2 separate regions of the Homo sapiens genome follow, and region 1 is linked to region 2. Evidence: read pairs that join two places in POLR2A ChIA-PET (ENCODE). Cell type or tissue: MCF 10A. All regions are shown on one strand. Each heading gives the region's core, and the rest is flanking DNA. Links, peaks and the distances in the headings are about the cores only.

Region 1 (5,364 bases), core at 1-5,000, 120 kb before region 2:
CTTTATCTGGAATAAATATTCCAGATAAAGTTCCTAAGGTCAGGCCTGTCTGTCTTGTTCATCGTAGTGCTCCCCTAAATAAGTGCCTGGCACACACTAGATGTACAATAAATATATGTTGAATAAAGAAATAAATGTATTACAATGGAAAGGGCATTAGATTGGGTTTAATGCAATTTCAGTTTGAATCTCAGTTTCACTCTTTATTTGTATGTAACCTTGGATAAGCTATTGCTAAGGACTGAATGTTTGTGGCCCCCTAAAACTTGTATGTTAAAGCCTAATCTTCGATGTGATAGTATCTGGGATATGAGGCCTTTGGGAGGTAATTAGGTGAAGAGAGTGGAGTCCTCATGAATGAGATTAAAGTCTTTATAAGAAGAGAAAGGAGAGAGTTTGCTTCCTTCTCTCTCTCTCTCTCTGTGCTCTGCCAATGTGAGGATACAATGAGAAGATGGCCATCTGCAAGTCAGGAACTGGGCCCTCACTGAACACCAGATCTGCTGGCATCTTGATTTTAGACTTACCAGACTCCAGAACTGTGAGACAAATGTTTGTTGCTTAAGCCACCCAGTCTATGGCATTTTGTAAGAGCAGCCCAAAGGGACTCAGACAGCTACTTAACCTCTAACTGCCCCCTCTATATAAAATGGAAAGATGAATCCTCATTTCACCTGACAATGCTAACAAGTGTGTAAAATGACTGCATGACCAAGCACACATAAAAAGCGTGTGGCTCCCGGCACTCTCCAAATTTGAATTCCCTTCATCTTTTCTTTTAAGACAGGGTACATTTCCTTGGTGACATTCTGTGTCTAGAAGTCAGTGTGGACCTGGAAGCAGACAGCCACTTTGTTGCCCTGATGCTGCAACACATCAGTGCATGAGAGGTGTTCCCTCCATTAAAATGCAAACATCCTTCCATTATACCTCAAAATAGTAGGCCAGGCCCACGCCTGTAATCCCAGCACTTTGGGAGGCCAAGGTGGGTGGATCACCTGAGGTCAGGAGTTTGAGACCAGCCTGGCCAACATGGCAAAACCCCATCTCTACTAAAAACACAAAAATCAACTGGGCCTGGTGGTGCGTGCCTATAATCTCAGCTACTTGGGACGCTGAGGCATGAGAAGCACTTGAACCCAGGAGGCAGAGGTTGCAGTGAGCCGAGATCCTGCCACTGCACTCCAGCCTGGGCAACAGAGTGAGACTCCATCTCACAAAAAAAAAAAAAAAAAAAAGTAACAAGGAAACACCTTAGGGAAGACTGTGACCTATAGATAAAATCAAGGCTCTAGAGGACAAAACTCAGGACAGGTCCTAAGAGAGAAACAGATGGTCTCCAGGAAGAAGTTGCTGAATGAGCACAGGGACTACCCCCGTGAAAATATTTTAATTTTGTAAAGGGAACCTCGCTCTACGCGCTTCAAGCACGTATAAACCCTGCTTGAATACATAATATGTGCTTCAGAATCTGTCTACCACCCTCCCCACATCTGCACTTAAAAAAAAAAAAGTCATTCTTATAATGCTGGGTAGAAATAGTATCCACTTAAAAAGTCAGAAGTACACAAAATTCAAAAGGCTCATATATGAGGCTCACTTTGAAAGTAAGACTTTAATTCTCAGCCTTTTTCTTCTTTTTCTTTCTTCTTTTTTTTTCTATTTTTTTTTAACCAAAATCATACCCTTGACCTGCACTAGAGCTGAAAATACCAGTTAACTGTCTAGAAAATGATTGTTTTCTAAACCCTCATTGGCAAAATTAATTCCAAAATGAAAGAAAGTTTCCGTGAAAACTTTGATATTCCAGAATATCTCATCTGCTTAGCAGAATGATAAAAAGGTAAAAGCCATAATGAAAAAACCATTTACTAGTTTCTAGGAGAAAGCAACTGTTCCATAAATACATCAGATCCATCTGTGCCAAACGATGGCATACTTCACTTACAGCATAAAACAGTGTGCTATTGGGCTTTACCAAAAATAAAAAAAGAAAATTAAGAAAACTGCTCTCCAGAATTCCAACTCTTAAAAGTAAGAAAATATTACCTCCAAATTTCTTACCTTTCTTGTCAATCTATAGAATGCAGTTGCAGTACTCATAAGCATCATTTTTGAAAGAATAATTGTTGCATAGGATGCAAAAGCCATGAATACTTCATCATCCATTACCTGGGTGAGGTCAACCATTTTTTCAATTTTGGTCTGGAATCTTAAAAAGATTTAAATAAAATGGGAAAAAGCAGACATAAATACCCAAAATAACTGGAAGATCATTTGATGTTCTTATATTGCAGCATTAATTATACTGTTCTTAAAAATATCTTGGACTATTTGCAGAAGAAATGATTGTTTAGTTTTTAAAATGTCAAAGTAAATAGGGGCTGAACGCAGTGGCTTATACCTGTTAATCCCAGCACTTTGGGAGGCCGAGGCTGGTGGATCACTTGAGATCGGGAGTTTGAGACCAGCCAGCCCAACATGGTGAAACCCCATCTCTACTAAAAATACAAAAATTAGCCAGACGCAGTGGCGTGTGCCTGCAATCCCAGCTACTCGTGAGACTGAGGCAGGAGAATTGCTTAAATCCGGGAGGCGGAGGTTGCAATGAGCCAAGATTGCGCCACTGCACTGTAGCCTGGGCGACAGAGAGAGACTCTATCTCAAAAAAAAAAAAAAAAAAAAGTATGCAATATTATATTTTATCTAGTTCTATATTATTTAGCTTGAAGACATCAAGCAAGTACTACTTGAAAAAAAAGGGTGCAGTATAAGCAAAAATAAATAGCAAAAATGCCCTAAACATAGACTAACATCACATACTAGCACTGAGATTAACTATAAGTAGGTTGAAAGCAAAAGACCAGAGGTCATAGACTGATCTCTTTGGAAACATCAAGCTATGTACCTAGCAGCAGCACTGAACTTAGGAAGGCCTCAGTTCTTATGTATCCTGCTTTGGAGACCCAACTTACAACTTGTCATTTCAGTAGTATTCAAAACTGTAGGCTTTAGGACTTGAATTCCAGTCCCACGATTTAGCTGTTAACCTTGCTTGAGGGATTCAGTCTCTGAGACTAAATTTCTTCATTCTTAAAATCGAAACAGTAGGCCTGGTGTGGTGGCTCACGCCTGTAGTCCCAGCACTTTGGGAGGCCGAGGCGGGTGGATCACGAGGTCGAGAGATCAAGTCCATCCTGGCTGACACAGTGAAACCCCGTCTCTACTAAAAATACAAAAAATTAGCCGGGTGTGGTGGCAGGCGCCTGTAGTCCCGGCTGCTTGGGAGGCTGAAGCAGGAGAATAGCATGAACCCAGGAGGCAGAGCTTGCAGTGAGCCAAGATGGCACCACTGCACTCTAGCCTGGGTGACAGAGTGAGACTCTGTCTCCCCCTCCAAAAAAAAAAATTGAAATAGTAATAGCTTCTAACTTAATGGGTTATTGTCTAATGTAATGGAGATAAAATATGGACTGGCCCAAGAAAAACCCTCAATAAATTTATAATATCCTTATCACAATTGTCATCATGATCACCATCATCATCAATTCGAAGACAGGTAAAGAAGGAGAAGCAGGATAATGGAAACATCAAAAAACAGGCTTGCAAATGCAAGGTAAGGAATTACCATATATGGTACTTTCATGGGTGTAATAGGGAAGGAGAATTAGCTTTACATGATCCTTGAGTCATTTCACATTCCAAAGTTACATTCAACTAAAAGCCGTTGAGTAGAGGAATGTAGTTATCTGTGTCTGGAATTGGAAGTATAATTGGGAATGTGCTGAAGAGGAAGGCCAAGACACACTGGTGATACTGAAGTCAAAACAGGTAGGAACTTAGGGTAAAGCTTAAAATGTACATTTCCAGTCCTCTGCCATTATTCTTTGTAACCTCCTCTTGTTCTTTTATCAGCCCTGCTATCTACTTCTCTCTCTTCCACAGAACACACACAACTTTTCTCAGACCCAAGCTTAGAGGCTATTTATCCTGCTTGGCATGTAGTACTGTCTCTTCTAGATGATGTTCATTCCTGCCTTTAAAGCTCAACCCCTGCATTGTGTCCTTATTAGCCTGACACCTATCAGCTGCAATCTTTCTATCCATCTTACCAGTAATCTATACATTTATATGTATCTTTATTGGTCATATAGCCATCTTTGTGTTGCTGGTGAATGTGATTAAAAACCACATACATATATACTTAGCTTTATTAGAGCTTGCTATGTGTTCAACTATACTATGTACATTATGTACACTACTTTCATCACCTTTGTTAATCTATTACAATTGTCATAACTATACCCATTTCACAAAAGAAGAAAAAGGGAATTAGAGTTGTTAAGCTGCCAAGCTGGGACACGAACACCCCATACGGTTACTACACTATACTCTCTCTTTCAAGAGGCTTGATTAATTCTGCTCTCAACTCTTTAATTCTGCTTAATTCTAATTCAATTGACATTAAGTGAATGCCTACTCTGTGGCTGGCACAAGTAGGCACCCCTTATATCTGTCATCTTCTTTCTTTTTCCAGTTATGTGGTGAGGTATTAAAATTCCCATTTTGCAGATAAAGAAATCAAAGCTACCTAAGTAACCCCTATTTTTGTTTCCTTTTCTTTTCTTTTTTTGAGATGGAGTCTCACTCTGTCGCCCAGGCTGCAGTGCAGTGGTGCAATCTTGGCTCACTGCAACCTCTGCCTCCTGGGTTCAAGCCATTCTCCTGCCTCAGCCTCCCGAGTAGCTGGGATTACAGGTGCCCGCCACCACACCTGGCTAATTTTTGTATTTTTAGTAAAGACGGGGTTTCACCATATTTGTCAGGCTGGTCTTAAACTCCTGACCTCAGGTGATCCACCCGCCTCAGCCTCCCAAACTGCTAGGATTACAGGCATGAGCCACCATGCCTGGCCCCCCTATTTTTGTTTTCTTAGGCTAAAAATATACAGCTTGGATTTAGGCAAACAGAAACTACATGCGCAAGGTTTTTAAAAAATCCCCTAGATAGCAAATTAATCAACCTCCATAAGTCTCTAGTCTTGAAAGCACAGTATGTTAGATTAGCTCTCAGTGCAATATAATATTTTTGGTAACATTTAATGTGTCTGCTTGTTCTAGTATTGAAGGGGTGAAAGTCATGAATAAACTGCACTATCCTTCAGAGTGTAGGTAAAGTAATTAGCTTAAGAAAGGATCCCTAAGTCCCAGGCCTCTGTACAAAGATGTGAAGAAATACAGCAAGCGTGTGAAGTTTTTTAAAATTAAGGTAAGTTTATCAAATAGAAAGTTGCTACTTAACAATAATTTTAAAACTAAAACATTCTCTATAGGCCTCTACTAATGTTCCCAGAATGAAATTTAT
Region 2 (5,387 bases), core at 188-5,187:
CTATGACACTCAATAGCTTTGTGTACCACTGGGAATTAAAGAAATACTATGCGCTACTAAAGATCATGATGGGCCGGGCACGGTGGCTCACACCTGTAATCCCAGCACTTTGAGAGGCTGAGGCAGGCAGATCACGAGGTCAGGAGATCGAGACCATCCTGACTAACACGGTGAAACCTCATCTCTACTAAAAATACAGAAAAATTAGCCAGGCGTGGTGGCGGGCGCCTGTAGTCTCAGCTACTCGGAAGGCTGAGGCAGGAGAATGGCGTGAACCTGGGAGGTGGAGCTTGCCGTGAGCCGAGATCACACCACTGCACTCCAGCCTGGGTGACAGAGCGAGACTCTGTCTCAAAAAAAATAAAAATAAAAAAGATCATGATGAAGCTGATGAAGCTGTAACAAAGCTCATGTACTAGAAAAGTGAAGAGACACCTCTTTCATGTGACATCATCCCTTGGTTCTGATATCACACTCGGTTGCCAAGAGGATTGGAATACACTAAGAGGCTCCAAATCAGTGTTAGAGTTTTAGTTAGCATTGGGGTTATTTTTAAAATGAAGAAATTCTAACAATACATTGAGGATTTGGGGTGGAGCACAGGGTTTTTTTTTAAAAAAATTGTATCTTTCACTTTATCATGCAAACCTTTTTCATGTTGTTTCCTTTATGGAATTCTAGCATCACGTAATTAGTTTGAAGGGAGGGCAAAGACACAAGGTTTTTTTTTCCTCCCCCTGTTACTTAGTTCACATTGGAAACAAAGCCTCTCTAAATAGCCCCCTCAAAGACAGCCTACAGCAATTAACACGTGTCCACATTGGGCCCCTCTTCTTAGGAAAAAGTCGTTTCTATATTGCCACCAAACTAGATGCTTTTTAAAGAATCTATTCTAGCCTCATTTTTTTCATCAGGGTAAAAACAGACGTCTTTAGTATTTTTTACTGGTTTTATATTAGTGTTCATGAAGAAAAGTCATTTTGCTTATCTACAGAATTTAAGTTATTTGGCTTTTTATGTGTCATCTTAAGCACAAAATTGGGGCCATCATTACTTTTCATAGAAAAATTAAGAGAGACTAAATGATGATAGAGTATTTCATGAGTAATGAGTACTATTGTCAATAGACTAGACAGAGCTCCTACCACCACAGATGAAGACCCTTTATCAGCTCATAACTGGGAACTTGAAAAACTAGGCAACATCCAGCTCATCCATCACAGAGTACGTGCAAGAGGGTAGGCCTCTGGTGGACGATGCTTTCTTCAAAGTTAAACCCCTGTCTTAATGCATGGATGTTTCCCTCTCGAATACAGATTCCTTCAGGATATTATCTGCAAACTATGAATTCCAACCTGAATTTGGATGGATTTCTTCTGCCGATTGCAGTAATGAATGCCATCAGCAGCCTACCATTACTAATTCTGGCTCCTTTTCTGGAGTATTTCAGCACCTGCCTGTTTCCCTCTAAGAGAGTTGGATCATTTCTGTCAACATGCATCAGTAAGTACAATTTAACCATTTCATGCGAATCGTTTGAAACTTTTTTAAAACAACATTCTGCTAAGATCCGAACTAGCTATATGCTCCTGAGTAGTGTCAGATTTTGATAATATGGAAAACAGGTGAATTTGTGACTGATAACACCCATCTTCCGAAATCTCTAGCCAGACATGTGTCCCATCTTCTTCCTATCCTTTTATGTTTATGTCTCCTCAGAAGACACACCTGATATAAAGAGATGGTGAAATTTCCAGCACTACCAAATGACCTATCCTTAAAGTCAGGCAGTCCTTACCCCTTAAGTCTATGTCAAATAGGTTCTTAAAAATAAACAGTTAATTAATTCCAAAAGATCATTTTAATTTCTGAATCGGTAACAAAATTGATTAAGGATTAGTATTGTAAGTTACAGCTTCAATACAGTACTTTATCAAATAGTGCAATTTAGGATATCATTCTCAGAACATAATCAATAGGACATAAAATGAAATTTATCTGATTGAAATGGGAGAGAAGGATGGAAGTCCATTCTGATCATATTCTCCTCTGCCTGTCTTCCTTCGACACCATCAGGGAACAAGAGAACAGTGGGGGTACAGTAAAACAAGTTTCAATCTAAGAATCAGAGAACTCTGACATTGAACTGCTCCTGGTGACTTTGAAAAAGCCACTGAAACTTCCTTGTTTTAGTTTGCTTATTTTTTTCATTGAGGGACATACCCTAGATAAATTTTGGATCATTTTGTTCTCTAAAACTTTTGAAATCACTCAGGATGACATCAGTGCCCAGAACGTAGTCCAGACACATAGCAAAAGCTCTATAAATGTTAGCTATTATTATGAGTCATTATGTGCAGGGGACACATTTAATTGTTTGGTGAGCATAAACAGAAAGCAAAGGAAGTTTGAAATTCTTAAGTAATATCATGCAATGGTAACCTAATGTCTTATCCTCTACTTGAGAAACAATTCTATTGAAATAGTCAAGGTCAGGCATATAGAAGATTCTCTTCTCTCGGTTAACCTGTTCTTATTTTTTTTTTTTTTTTTTGAGACGGAGTCTCGCTCTGTCGCCCAGGCTGGAGTGCAGTGGCGCTATCTCGGCTCACTACAACCTCTTCCTCCCGGGTTCACGCCATTCTCCTGCCTCAGCCTCCCGAGTAGCTGGGACTACAAGTGCCCACCACCACGCCTGGCTAATTTTTTTTTGCATTTTTAGTAGAGACGGGGTTTCACTGTGTAAGCCAGGATGGTCTCAATCTCCTGACCTCGTGATCCGCCCGCCTCGGCCTCCCAAAGTGCTGGGATGACAGGTGTGAGCCACCACGCCCGGCCAACCTGTTCTTATTAAGAGACTTAGGAGACTATGGCGGAATCTTCTAGTCACAGGTATTTTTTGTTGCTTCTCTGTTTACAGAAGTTACATTTCATTGTGTGTGTTTCCTGTTCTTTATCTACCAGATCACTCAAGATCACATCATGGAGTGGGTTTATTTTTGGTTAGAACTAAAAGTGACTAAACTCACCTTAGTTTATTTTATCATCTTCAATTATAGAGGAGGACTTTAGTATATAACCTTTTGAGATGTATTTCTTAAGCCAGTAACCCCATCTTTATTTATTGTAATAGGCTTTAGCAAACTATAAATCTTTAGGTTTTGATAATCCTTAAGACTTAAAAAGTGCTTTTCTGTCTGCCAATGTAGAAATCCAAAAGCCAGCACATATTTGGTGAATGTCCAGGATTAGCAGTAAAATAAAGATAAAAAAGGAAAAGTAAGACATGGTTTGTATATACCTTCAGCAAGTCCATGATTGAAACATAATGCATGCAGGACAAAATAGGAGTAAAATCATATTGTGAAATGCCAAAAATCTCAGCAGTTTTGTACAGTGTCATGAAACACCCCAATCTGAGCTTCCAAATCATGCTTAATTACCACAAATTTTAAAATTTTGGGTACCCTAGAAAAATATTCTATACAACATGGCTAAAATAAATTCTTCCTGAGAATAAGAAATCTTAAATTAACTTTAAAGTTAAGCAACTTTCTTTTGGACAATTCTCTACTCCTGCATATTTGAAATCACATCTCTTCCTAAAGAAGAGTACTTTTTTTCTGGATTTAGAAAAGTTAGACAGAGTTATTTAGTATATTGTTTGATGTTGTTAATGAATTAAATATTCCCCTTCAAGATTGGTAACAAGACCTATTGCACAGGAAAAAGGAAAAACTAGACTCACTTCAAAAGAAACTAAGCTACGTTCCACTGGGTACAGAATACTGATTTCAGTTGTTTCTGAACCCCACTCCATTCATTCATTGATTTGCATACTTGTACGTTTATTTGCATAACGTTTTGCTATGGGAATATAAAAGTGCGATGATATGCGTCTTTTAAACTAGATATTTGCTTAAGTTTTCCATATTCTGGTTATGATTATGAAAGATTAACAAGTTTTATCAGGACATAAAAGTACCAACCTGGGGTACTTTTTGATACTAATTTACATAACTGAATTAGTCTAATATTAAAGTTACCTTTCACTTTGAACTCAAGTGCCTGAAAATGTGGGTGAAGTATATAGGTATATGAATTATGAATGAACATATATTTGTGAGTTCCTAATTTGAATTTAGGAACCTTCATACACATATTACATTTAATCTCATGATAAACCATCATTTAATAGATCAGGGTCACAAAGATAGTGTCATTTGAACAGGTTTTCTAATTTTAAGGGCATAACTTTATCATTATTACTATTACTATTCTGCTTAGCGGCTAAACGTAGCTGTTAGATTATAGAAGTTAATGTATTGATGTTAGCTTGGCATCCTTATTGATATTTCCAGTTAGTGCCATGAAATACCTGAAAAACTCCTTTTGTCATCACAATGGGCAGTTACTCCTTATACTGTCACATGCCCTTCCACATCCAGGTATTCGTATTCTCCTTCCAGGGACTGTCATGTTTAAGGAGGCAGATGGTAAAGTCAATGACAATGCCTAATGTTTTACATGCAAAATCACAGCCCAGACCAAGAGTGAGAGATGGGGAAATCTTACCCAGCTGGTCAAACTAGAAATTTATAAAGAAAAAATCAACTTACTTTTTTATCTAGCTCATAAACAATGCAATAACAAAGGTGTTTCTGATTCAAGATGCAACATTCCTGAGTTCATCACCTATGGAGGTCAAGAAATATGTCAGGGTCTCCAACTATTAAAAAGAAAAACCTCTAAGTCTTCCAAGACTGTGAAAGGCAAAGACTTCATAGGCTCAGAGTGTTTTATCAAGGGCTGCATTTTCTTAATATTACACTTGTGTGGATTTATCTGGTTAAGTCAACCTTAATTCACTACAAATCCAGAACTAATGATATTATTGTAATTTATCTTCTATCATAATTGGGTTTACTTCATTTTATATTTTTTTTAGTTCACAAATGTTTACACTATGAGTATTTCCTTTCCTTAGCATTAATTAAAATCCTGCAGTATGGAGCATTCAGTAGTTAGTGCTGACACACACAAGTATTAATCTGACCAAAATCAGCCTAATTAAGATTGTTATTAAGGCTTACACAAAGCAGAAGTGTACAACACAGTAGGTAGCAATTATCTTGGCTTTTAAATAACATTTAAATTTAAATGTAGATGAAATATATTCACATAACTGCAATACCTTTTTTCTTTAAAATAAAAACATGAAAATTCAAGTTCCAGCTAAAAGTCTTTTATGATATAGTCACAGTCAGTGTAGGTCCCTGTATACATAACCAGTAACCTCAACTAGTTCTAATAACTTGCAGTTGTATAAAGTTCTTTTTGTGGTTGAAACCAAAGTGGTTGCTAAGCTAAAAGCCAAGTCAAGGATC

The links. Peaks named below come from ENCODE experiments on the same cell type or tissue, not always from the same donor. Only the 100,000 strongest peaks of a DNase experiment are listed, where the experiment ranks them.
Region 1: POLR2A ChIA-PET joins it to region 2 with 7 read pairs; 2 of 35 experiments call an interaction of 5 or more read pairs at or near these places.

What each region holds. Positions count from the first base shown.
Region 1 is chr12:16,351,079-16,356,442 of GRCh38, reverse strand. It overlaps MGST1 (microsomal glutathione S-transferase 1), which reads right to left. Exons shown (of 4, transcript NM_020300.5): 2 at 2,065-2,212. The coding sequence starts at 2,190. Among named protein-coding and RNA genes, the nearest start is that of MGST1, 6.1 kb to the right of the region's middle. In MCF 10A, for the core only: no CTCF peak of the experiment used is centred there; a DNase peak (open chromatin) is centred at 2,592.
Region 2 is chr12:16,235,797-16,241,183 of GRCh38, reverse strand. It overlaps SLC15A5 (solute carrier family 15 member 5), which reads left to right. Exons shown (of 9, transcript NM_001170798.1): 5 at 1,317-1,503. It overlaps LOC101928362 (a long non-coding RNA gene), which reads right to left. Exons shown (of 11, transcript XR_001749028.1): 4 at 4,620-4,695. Among named protein-coding and RNA genes, the nearest start is that of SLC15A5, 39 kb to the left of the region's middle. In MCF 10A, for the core only: no CTCF peak of the experiment used is centred there; a DNase peak (open chromatin) is centred at 2,323.